Regions from separate parts of the Homo sapiens genome. Here region 2 is linked to region 1. The links are chromatin contacts, found by Hi-C or POLR2A ChIA-PET in ENCODE. All regions are on one chromosome and are shown on one strand. Each heading gives the region's core, a stretch centred on a gene start or an enhancer-like site at or near the end of the contact. The rest is flanking DNA. Distances are from core to core; before and after follow the strand shown.

Evidence for each region. Hi-C counts contacts between places; a loop is a spot of excess contacts on that map. ChIA-PET counts read pairs that join two places held with the same protein, here RNA polymerase II (POLR2A). Pooled maps may share reads with other maps.
Region 2: a loop to region 1 is called in a pooled map, with 2.7 times the contacts of the local background. The contact joins two enhancer-like sites. A Hi-C loop is called at or near these places in 7 of 50 pooled maps. POLR2A ChIA-PET finds 5 or more read pairs at or near these places in 2 of 52 experiments (B cell and activated CD4-positive, alpha-beta T cell).

What each region holds. Positions count from the first base shown.
Region 1 is chr19:10,590,999-10,596,492 of GRCh38, forward strand. No RefSeq gene overlaps it. Among named protein-coding and RNA genes, the nearest start is that of AP1M2, 6.4 kb to the left of the region's middle. RefSeq lists a silencer at 1-182 and enhancers at 1,595-2,119, 2,646-3,170, 4,645-4,834. Within about 2 kb of position 2,998, at least 14 of the 41 ENCODE cell types and tissues checked have a DNase peak (open chromatin) inside an H3K27ac peak, as active enhancers do.
Region 2 is chr19:11,378,389-11,383,948 of GRCh38, forward strand. EPOR (erythropoietin receptor) reads right to left here. Exons shown (of 8, transcript NM_000121.4): 2 at 4,709-4,844; 3 at 3,542-3,717; 4 at 3,304-3,461; 5 at 2,668-2,821; 6 at 2,496-2,583; 7 at 303-390; 8 at 1-207. Among named protein-coding and RNA genes, the nearest start is that of EPOR, 3.1 kb to the right of the region's middle. RefSeq lists enhancers at 3,029-3,566, 3,233-3,302, 3,553-3,612, 3,623-3,712 and a silencer at 5,166-5,225. Within about 2 kb of position 2,420, at least 5 of the 41 ENCODE cell types and tissues checked have a DNase peak (open chromatin) inside an H3K27ac peak, as active enhancers do.

The sequences.
Region 1 (5,494 bases), core at 1,748-4,247:
CAGGGCCTGCAGGGAACAAGACTCAGCCTACCCAGACCTCACTTGTCCTTTCCCCAAACCCTGCCCAGCCCTTTATCAGCCCCTGTAGGTGGGGACTTAGAGAACAGCAGCTATCAGGATCATCCACTTGCCTCTCCACCTGAAATTAACATCAACATTGACAGCAGCACTGCACTTTAATTAAAACATTATCATCTGGGCCAGGAGCAATGTTTCATGCCTGTATCCCAGCACTTTGGGAGGCCAAGGTGGACAGAGCACCTGAGGCCAGGAGTTTGAGACCAGCCTGGCCAACATGGCGAAACCCTGTCTCCACTAAAAATACAAAAATTAGCCGGGCGTGGTGACGCATGCCTGTAATTCCAGCTACTTGGGAGGCTGAGGCAGAAGAATCACTTGAACTGGGGAGGCGGAGGTTATAGTGAGCCGAGATGGCACCACTGCACTCCAGCCTGGGTGACAGAGTGAGACTCCGTCTCAAGAAAATAAATAAATAGAATGAAAAATAAAAAGTTATCATCTGGCACAAGTCTCCTTCGTGCCATCTTATAAAGGTAGAAGCAGGGACACAGAGAAGTGAAGGCACCTGCCCAAGCCCACGGCCCCAGAGCCAGGAGGCAGTTGACCCAGAATTCGAATCTGAGTCCCGGGATTTAAGAATCTGGTCCCAGCCTGCTTCCGCCTGCTTTGCTATATTGCTGGATGCAAATATTACTATTAGTAACACTAACTCTGGCTTAAATGGTGCTCACCATAAGTGAGGGTGGCCCTAAATGTCGCCCATGCAGGAATCCTCAAGACAGCCCCTTGAATTACAGAAGCCTATTTTTTTTTTTTATTTATTTGAGACAAGGACTTGCTTTGTCGCCCAGGCTGCGGTGCAGTGGTGCAAACACGGCTCACTGCAGCCTCAACCTTCTGAACTCAAGAGATCCTCTCACCTAGGCCTCTCCAGTAGCTGGGACTACAGGTGAGCAACACCACTCCCAGCTAATTTTTAAATTTTTTTTTTTTTTTTTTTTGAGACAGAGTCTTGCTCTGTCGCCCAGGCTGGAGTGCAGTGGCGCAATCTCGGCTCACTGCAACTTCCGCCTCACAGGTTCACACCCTTCTCCTGCCTCAGCCTCCGGAGTAGCTGGGACTACAGGCATCCGCCATCAAGCCCGGCTAATTTTTTTGTATTTTTAGTAGAGACGGGGTTTCACCGTGTTAGCCAAGATGGTCTCGATCTCCTGACCTCGTGATCCGCACACCTCAGCCTCTCAAAGTGCTGGGATTACAGGCGTGAGCCACCGTGCCTGCCCAATTTTTAAATTTTTTGTAGAGATGGGGTCTCGCTACGTTGCTCAAGCTGGTCTTGAGCTTCTGGCCTCAAGCTGTCCTCCCACCTCAGCCTTCCAAAACACTGAGATTACAGACACGAGTCACCTCCCCCAACTCTATTATCTTCATTTGACAGATAGGGAAACTGAGGCCTTGAGAGAGTAAGTGATTTGTACAATGTCATCCAGTCAGAAGAAGCAGAGCTGGGATTTGAGCTCTGGAAAGCACAAGGTTTTTTTGTTTTGTTTTGTTTTTTGTTTTGAGACAGAGTCTCGCTCTGTCGCCCAGGCTGGAGTGGAGTGGTGTGATCTTGACTCACTGCAACCTCCGCCTCACGGGTTCGAGTGATTCTTCTGTCTCAGCTTCCCAAGTAGCTGGGACCACAGGTTTGTGCCACTATGCCTGGCTAATTTTTGTATTTTTAGTAGAGATGGGGGTTCGCCATTTTGGCCAGGACGGTCTCAAACTCCTGACCTTGTGATCCGCCCGCATTGCACGTTGGCCTCCCAAAGTGCTGGGATTACAGGTTTGAGCCACTGCACCCGGACTTTTTTGTTTTTTGAGATGGAATTTCACTCTTGTTGCCCAGGCTGGAGGGCAATGGTGCAACCTTGGCTCACCATACCCTCCGCCTCCCAGGTTCAAGTGATTCTCCTGCCTCAGCCTCCCAAGTAGCTGGGATTACAGGCATGCACCACCATGCCTGGCTAATTTTGTATTTTTAGTACAGACAAGGTTTCTCCATGTTGGTCAGGCTGGTCTCAAACTCCCGACCTCAGGTGATCCACCCACCTCAGCCTCCCAAAGTGCTGGGATTACAGGGGTGAGCCATCGCACCTGGCCCTGATTATTATTATTATTATTATTATTATTTTTGAGGCAGGGTCTCTGTCACCCAGGCTGGAGTGCAGTGGTGTGATCTCAGCTCACTGCAACCTCCACCTCCCCAGGTTCAAGCAATCAAGCAATTCTCCCACCCCAGCCTCCTGCACAGCTGGGACCACAGGTGCGTGACCACCACATCCAGCTAATTTTTATACTTTTTGGTACAGACAGGTTTCACAATGTCGCCCAGGCTGGTCTCCAACTTGTGGACTTAAGTGGTCCACCCGCCTCGGCCTCCCACAGTGCTGGGATTATAGGCGTGAGCCATCTCGCCCAGCCTAAAGCCCAAGACTTTATGTTGCTTCTGCCCAAAGGAGGGGGGTGGTCCTTCATGCTCCCAGCAACTGCCTGCTGAGAAGGTCACCTAGGGGGATGCAGTCACTGCTAGGCCCTCACCCCAGCCTAGACATTGCTGAACCTCAAAATAACTCGTCTCCTGGCAGCCGGGCGTGGTGGCTCACGCCTGTAATCCTAGCACTTCGGGAGGCTGAGGTGGGTGGATCACCTGAGGTCAGGAGTTTGAGACCAGCCTGGCCAAAATGGTGAAACCCTGTCTGGACTAAAAATACAGAATTAGCCGGGGGTGGTAGCACATGCCTGTAATCCCACCTACTCAGGAGACTGAGGCAGGAGAATCACTTGAAACTGGGAGGCAGAGGTTGCAGTGAGCCAAGATTGCGCCATTGCACTCCAGCCTGGGGCAATAGAGTGAGACTCTGTCTCAAAAACAACAACAACAACAAAATGAAGAACTCATCTCCTGGGGCCCTGAGATGTTTTCAGGCAGTAAGCAGAACCCGAAAGCCTGGGCCCAGTGCCCTGGAATCTGAAACTCCAGGCTTGTTTGGCATGAAAAATTCATGAGCCCAAAAGCTTACTTGGGGTCAGAGAACAGAGCAGCTCTGTGTGCTGGCTCTGCCTGCCCCGCCTGCCCCACCTCAGTGGCGGCCTCCCCCATCCCCCTGAGGCTGTGGCCTTGTCCTAGTTCCTTCTGGATGCCTGGAGCCTCCTCCAGCCTCTCCCAGGGACCACGCCTCTAGGCCCTGTCCACAATCCCTTCTCCACACCACTAAAGAGATCTCTCTGAAACTCACAATTATTTTTTGACTCTCACTCTCACATCCTCTATGGCCCCCCATTGCCCTCCAACCACCCCCACCTGGCACAGTCAGACACCTGCTGACCTCTGCCACAGGACACCACCTGAACCTGCTGTCCCAGACACCCTAACTGCCCGAATTTCAGTTCCTCTCCTGCTGTCTCAAGCCATCCTCCCACCTCAGCCTCCCAAGTAGCTGAGACTATAGACACGTGCCACCACAGCTGGCCACCTTAGCCATTTTGAAGTGCACAGTTCGGTGGCATTAAGCACATTAATGGCCATGCAACCGTCACCACCATCCATCTCCAGAACTTTCTCATCTTCCCAAAGGAAAACTTCTCCCTATGAAACACTCCTTCTCCCTCTCCCAACCCCTGGCACCCACTCTTCTTCTTCTTCTTCTTCTCCTTTTCCTTCTCCTCCTCCTCCTTCTTCTTCTTCTTTTCTTTTTTTTATTTATTTTGAGATGGAGTCTCACCGTCACCGAGGCTTGAGTGCAGTGGCACAATCTCGGCTCACTGCAGCCTCCATCTCCTAGGTTCAAGCAGTTCTCCTGCCTCAGCCTCCTGAGTAGCTGGGATTACAGGCGCCCCCCACCACGCCCAGCTAATTTTATTTTTTTATATTTTATTTATTCATTTACTTTTATTATTTTATTATTATTTTTTTTTGAGACAGAGTCTCGCTCTGTTGCCCAGGCTGGAGTGCAGTGGCACGATCTCAGCTCCCTGCAAGCTCTGCCTCCCGGGTTCATGCCATTCTCCTGCCTCAGCCTCCCGAGTAGCTGGGACTACAGGTGCCTGCCACCACACCCGGCTAATTTTTGTATTTTTAGTAGAGGCAGGGTTTCGCCATATTGGCCAGGCTGGTCTCTTGGCCAAGCTGGTCTGGAACTCCTGACCTGGAGATGTGCCTGCCTCAGCCTCCCAAAGTGCTGGGATTATAGGCGTGAGCCGCCGCGCCCAGCTTTTTTTTCTTTTTTTTTTGAGACGGATTCTCACTTTGTCGCCCAGGGGCTGGAGTGCAGTGGCGCAATCTCAGCTAATTGCAACCTCCTCCTTCTCCTAGTTCAAGTGATTCTCCTGCCTCAGCCTCCCAAGTAGCTGGGATTACAGGCATCTGCCACCACGCTGGGCTAATTTTTGTATTTTTGGTAGAGACTGGGTTTCGCCATGTTGACTAGGCTGGTCTCAAACTCCTGACCTCAAGTGATCCACCCATCTCAGCCTCCCAATGTGCTGGGATTACAAGTGTAAGCCACCATGCCCAGCTACTCAGGAGTCTGAGGTGGGAGGATCACTGGAGCCCAGAAGATTGAGGCTGCAGTGAGCTATGGTTGCACCACTGCACTCCAGCCTCGGTGACAAAGCAAGAACCTATCTTAAGAAAATACTGTGCTGAGCCAGTTCCTGAGAAAACAAAATAGAAAACAAAACTAAAGAAAAGGCAAAAGTTCCTCCCAGCAGAGATGTGAGAGAAAAAGAAAAAAAAAGTCCCCTGTGACACCCCCATACCCCAATCTTCGTCCCTCTCATAACCACTGGCTGATTCAGATCTTTTTCAGCTGGGTTACATGCAGGGGGGTGTGTGTGTGTGTTTGTGTGTGTGTGTGTGTGTGTGTGTGTGTGTGCGCGTGTTGCCCTCTTTCTCTCTCTTTCTCCCATACCATATAAGACTATACAACTTGTGGATGGGCACAGTGGCTCTCACCTGTAATCCCAGAACTTTGGGAGGCAGAGGCGGGTGGGGCACTTGAGGCCAAGAGTTCAAGAGCAGCCTGGGCAACATGGCAAAAAATCTGTCTCTACTAAAAATATAAAAACTGGCCAGGTGTGGTGGCTCACGCCTGTAATCCCTGCACTTTGGAGGCTAAGGCAGGTGAATCACCTGAGGTCAGGAGTTTGAGACAAGCCTGGCCAACATGATAAAATCCTGTCTCTACTAAAAATACAAAAAATTAGCCAGGTATGCTGGCGGACACCTGTAATCCCAGCTACTCGGGAGGCTGAGGCAGGAGAATTGCTTGAACCCAGGAGGCAGAGGTTGCAGTGAGCCGAGATCATGCCACTGCACTCGAGCCTGGGTGACAGAACAAGAATCTGTCTCAAAAACAAAACAAAACAAAACAAACAAGCAACAACAACTATATATATATATATATATATGTATATAGACTAAGCTGGG
Region 2 (5,560 bases), core at 1,170-3,669, 790 kb after region 1:
CCATTTGTCCAGCACCAGATAGGTATCCTGGGCATGCTCACTGCCCACTGGCTCCAGCAGGGGGCCCTCATCATCTGTCCCCGGCTCCACTGCCTGCATCGTCCCCCAGCAGCGCTCTGAGAGGACTTCCAGGGAAGCAGGTGGGTCCTCCGTGAAGGGGGTGCAGGGGCTCCACCACAGGCAGCCATCATTCTGGTACAGCCACAGCTGAAGAAATAGCACCAACCTGCTCAGAGAGGCCTGCAGTTTGGCTGCAAGAAGCAGGGAAGCCCAGGCACTGAGGGGACAACCAGGCCACCTACCTGGAAGTTACCCTTGTGGGTGGTGAAGAGGCCTTCAAACTCGCTCTCTGGGCTCGGGATGCCAGGCCAGATCTTCTGCTTCAGAGCCCTGTTGAAGCCAATATAAATAGTTACATAGATATGACTCATTGAATACTCACCAATTCCCCCTCCACTCCCAGTCATAGAGGCACAGATACACTTGGTCCCTGTGATCACAATGGAGGCAGAGGAGTACATCAGGGCCAGGGGACAGGGGTTTTGGCTGAAGCATCAGCAAGGCCCTACAAAAGGGTAAATGGAACAGGGTATTGAAGGGTGCATAGGAGTTCAATATACCTTGGTCATTCTCCCTTTAATCCTGGCCATGGCCAGGTGCAGTGGTTTACACCAGCACTATAATCCCAGTACTTTGGGAGGCTGAGGTGGGAGGATCATTTGAACCCAGGAGTTCAAGACCAGCCTAGGAAACATAGTGAGACCCCCATCTCTAAAAAAAATAAAATAAAATAAATTAAAAAACCCAAAACCCTGGCCCAGATTTTTCCAGGAGGTCCATGATGTCACTTCATAGATAAATATTATGTTACCTTCTGGGGTAATGAGAGAAGGCATTTAGGATAAAATCCAAGCCAGGCACGGTGGCTCATGCCTATAATCCCAGCACTTTGAGAGGCTGATGTGAGCAGATCACCTGAGGTCAGGAGTTTGAGACCAGCCTGGCCAACATGGTGGAACCCCGTCTCTACTAAAACTACAAAATTAGCCGGGCATGCACGCCTGTAATCTCAGCTACTCAGGCGGTTGAGGCAGGAGAATCACTTGAACCTGGGAGGCAGAGATTGCAGTGAGCCAAGACTGCTGCACTGCACTACAGCTTGGGCGACAAGAGTGACTCTGTCTCAAAAAAAAAAAAAATTCCAAACTCCTCCCCACCACCCTGCAGAAGGCCCTGCGTTATATGACCCCTGTCACCTCCCTCATCTCAATATCTGCCACACCCCCTTACATACCACTCTAGCCATGTGGCAATTTTTTTTTTTTTTTTGAGACGGAGTTTCACTCTTATTGCCCAGGCTGGAATGCGATGGCACGATCTCGGCTCACCCGCAACCTCCACCTCCCAGGTTCAAGTGATTCTCCTGCCTCAGCCTCCCGAGTAGCGGGGATTACAGGCATGTGCCACCACGCTTGGCTAGTTTTGTATTTTTAGTAGAGGTGGGGTTTCTCCATGTTGGTCAGGCTGGTCGCGAACTCCCAACCTCAGGTGATCTGCCTGCCTCGGCATCCCAAAGTGCTGGGATTACAGGCGTGAGCCACCATGCCAGGCCATGCCATGTGGCAATTCTTGAAGCTGGCTGAACGTTCCAATCTCATTCCCACCTCAGGGCCTTTGCACTTGCTGTTTCTTCTCCCCACTTTTCAAGCGGCTGCTTCCTTCCAATCTTCAGGTTTCCACTCTGATGTCACCTCCTCCTGGAGGCCTTCCCTGACCATCCTGTCATGTCACCACATTCTGTTTGTTTCTGTGATATCACTCATTACAATTTGTCATCAAATATTTCTTGGGTCCCTTGTTTGTTGACTTGAGATCCACAAGGTCAGGGACTTGTGGTCAGGGTCTAGCTTGTTCTCCATTCTCTCTCCAGTGCCTGGCACATGTTTGGCACTCTGTTTGTATTTTCCAACCAAGTAAATGAACAGGGCCATGAAAGACGACTAGAAGATTGCTTAGCAGACAAGGCAGGAAGGGCATTCCAGGCAGAGGGAACAGCATGGGCAAAAGCTTGGGGGTGTGAAACCACCTAGTGTGTGCTTGGAATTACAAATACCTCAGAACGGCTAGTCTGATCATAGTGTCTGAGAAGCTTGACCGCAGGGGTGCGGAGGCATTCAGGGTCTTAAATTCTTTCACTAAATCCATCTAGTTGATTTTACAAAGGTGATGACACTGGGGAAAGGAACTAACAAAGGGACCCAAGAAATGGCAGCCCCTGATGTAGAAGGAAAATCAGGTGAAAGTCCCCAAGAGCAGAAAATGTTAACGAAGAGTCTGGGTCTAGTCTGGCATGCATCCCAGCCCTGCCACTGATGTGAATCCTTACTGCGTGACCTTGGGCAAGTGCGTGTCTCTCTCTGAGCCTAGGTTTCCATAGTGAAAGAGGACCGTTGGCGGGGAGGAGTCTGGGCCCAGCGCCCAAATGGGGAGCTCACCGGCGGTGGGAGAGCAGCGCGAGCACGGTCAGCAGCACCAGGATGACCACGAGGATGAGGGAGAGCGTCAGGATGAGGGGGTCCAGGTCTAAGAGGCGGGGAGGAGGTCAGGGCGGTGGGCTTGCCCCGTGATTCGCCCTGGCTCCTCCTACACCCCCGCCTGGGGCCTCACCGCTAGGCGTCAGCAGCGACACAGGCTCCGACCAGGCGCTCCAGAAGCCGCCGAAGCTCGGCTCAGCCATACGCGCGCGGACGGCGAAGGTGTAGCGCGTCCGGCCCCGCAGGTTGCTCAGCACACACTCGGTGCGGCCCTCCAGGATCTCCACCTGGGGGCGGAATCAGGGCGAGGGACGCGTAGCAGACAAAAATAGATGACGTGGGGGCGGGCCCTGGTGGAACTGAGCCAATCAGGGGAAAGGAAAACGGTGCCCTAGAATTGCAATGGGACCAATAAGAGTAGGGGGAGGAGCCCAAGAAAGCTCAGGGCCAATCAGAGAGAGAGTCTCTGGTACGAAAGGGCGGGACCCGGGCAATTTAATATCTGGGCTAGCACTCGTAGAGGGACCCGGGCGCTAAAGGGGTCTAGGGTTACGGGCCGGAGGGAGAAGAAGTTGGGGTTCAACAGGCTTGCGAGGACATTAGGAAAGGGGGTGTGTCTGTGGGCGTGGAACGGTCTTCAGCACCAGGGTAATGGGATGTGGGATGTTACGGACCGGCCCTGAAAGCGGCACCGGGCGCGACCTCGAGAGGCGTGGCTGGGCCGTAGTCAGTGGAGCTTTGGGGGCTGGGCCGTAGGGGCTGGCCTCACCCTCTGTACGCTCCCTGCGCCGTTGCCGGCCGAGACGTCCACCTCGTAGCGGATGTGAGACGTCATGGGTGTCTCAGGCGGCGGGAGCCAGCGCAACACTACGTGGCCGCTCTCGTCAGCCAACCGCGCCACCAGCCCCACGGGGGCGTCTAGGAGCACTGCAGGCATGGGGGTTGGTCAGGTGGGCGAGGACTGAGACCCTCTCCTCCGACCACTCCTCCATTCCCAGAGCACTTACCTACTTCATTGATGTGGATGACACGGTGATATCGCGGAGCGCCGGAGGCTGCTGTGACGCGCAACTCTAGGGGCACGAAGCTCGACGTGTCGGCTGTAGGCAGCGAACACCAGAAGCGCACCGCACCACGAGCCGTGGGAGCCTGGTGCAGGCGACACAGCTTCCATGGCTCATCCCTATGCGCCCAGGGAAGGGAGCAGGTTGGGAGGGGGGACCGGGGAGTTGGCATTGCCCGGCCTGTGGGGGGCAGTGTGTATGTGTGACACAAGGTCTAGCCTTGTGTGTGTGTGTGACAAGGTGTTCCTTCGTCGCCCAGGCTGGAGTGCAGTGGCGCGATCATGGCTCACTGCAGCCTCAAATTCTGGGGCTTAAGGGATCCTCCCACCTCAGCTTCCCAAGTAGTTGAGACCACAGGCACGCGCCACGCCTGGCTTTTTTTTTTTTTTTTTTTGAGACGGAGTTTCGCTCTTGTTGCCCAGGCTGGAGTGCAATGGCGCTACCTCGGCTCACCGCAACCTCCGCCTCCCGGGTTCAAGCGATTCTCCTGCCTCAGCCTCCCGAGTAGCTGGGATCACAGGCATGCGCCACCACGCCCGGCTAATTTTGTATTTTTAGTAGAGATAGAGTTTCTCCATGTTGGCCAGGCTGGTCTCAAACTCCCGACCTCAGGTGATCCGCCCGCCTCAGCCTCCCAAAGTGCTGGGATTACAGGCGTGAGCCACCGCGCCCAGTCTAATTTTTTTTTAAGAGACGGGGATCTCGCTGTGTTGCCCAGGCTGGTCTTGAACTCCTGGGCTCAAGCGGTTCTTCCGCCTCGACCTTCCAAAGAGTTGGGATTACAGGCATGAGCCACTGCTGGCCTCCTTTTGGATACTACCTCGAGAAGGCGTCCCAGCCCCGACGTAGTAACGCCTTACCCTCGATTTGGAGGCGTTGTTATCCCAGCCTGATGTTTGGGGTCGCGTTCCAGCGGTGATCGCGGGAGTGTTCGCGCCCCGGCCCATAGAGGGCGTGCCAGCCCTGGACCCGCAGGTTTCCCTCCAGTGACCACGACTGGAGGCGCCGTCGGGCCTCAAACAGCAGGGGACATACGAGGCTACGACCTCCAGGGAGCTCTGCCCCACCCCCTCCCTCCGCCCTTGGAGGCACCCGCCGGATCGGACTCACTCGAGCTGGTAGGAGAAGCTGTAGTTGCCCGGGCCCACCCCAGCGCTCGCCGCTTCCTCCCAGAAACACACCAAGTCCTCCAACCGCTCGGTGAAGCACAGAAGCTCTTCGGGCCCCCGGGCCGCCAGCAAGGCCGCTGGGGAGGGGCGACAAAGGAAGGGCATGGGGGTCTGAGCTCTATCCTCGGGAGACAGCCCCCTCCTCTTCCCTCCCGCAGCCTGGGCGGACCCGATAAGAAAAAAGCCCCGCCCTGCCATCTTCCCAAGCGGGTCCCTTGGAGGGGTCCGCAGAGGTGGTGCCCCCCTAATTCCCAGGGGCAAGTTTCTCGCCTTACTGTCCCCCGCCGTCACCACTGGCGCACACCTGCCCACCCAGCGGCCAGCTGAGCTGGGCGCGGCGTTCAAGACCTCGAGCTCGGGACTGCCAGCCCCGCCCCAGCCTAGGACACGCGCGCGGCTGGGGGTGTGTGCGGAGAGGCGGGCCCCCTATCGGCCCCGGCAGGCTCCCCGCCAACCGATAGCGCCAACCGTGCCCCCCGCCTCCCTCCCTCCACCGGGCCGGGCAAGTGATCTGGCGCCCTCACACAAACCGTGTTTACAGTAGCCTGTGGCTTGGCCCCTCTAACTCGGACCCGGGCTTTACCCTCCCTCCCCTAGGGAGGGTCGGCTTGGTCCCCACCCCCCAGGGACCTTAGCACCAAGTCAGCCCCCTTAGGATTTAGCATGTCCCAGACTCCCTGAAAAGGTAAAACGGGAATGTTAAGCCCACTCTAGCTCTTGCCCGGGACGCGATCAGGAGTCTTGGATCCTAACATACCCCACCCCGCCCCCCACCCATCCAGGACCCAGTCTA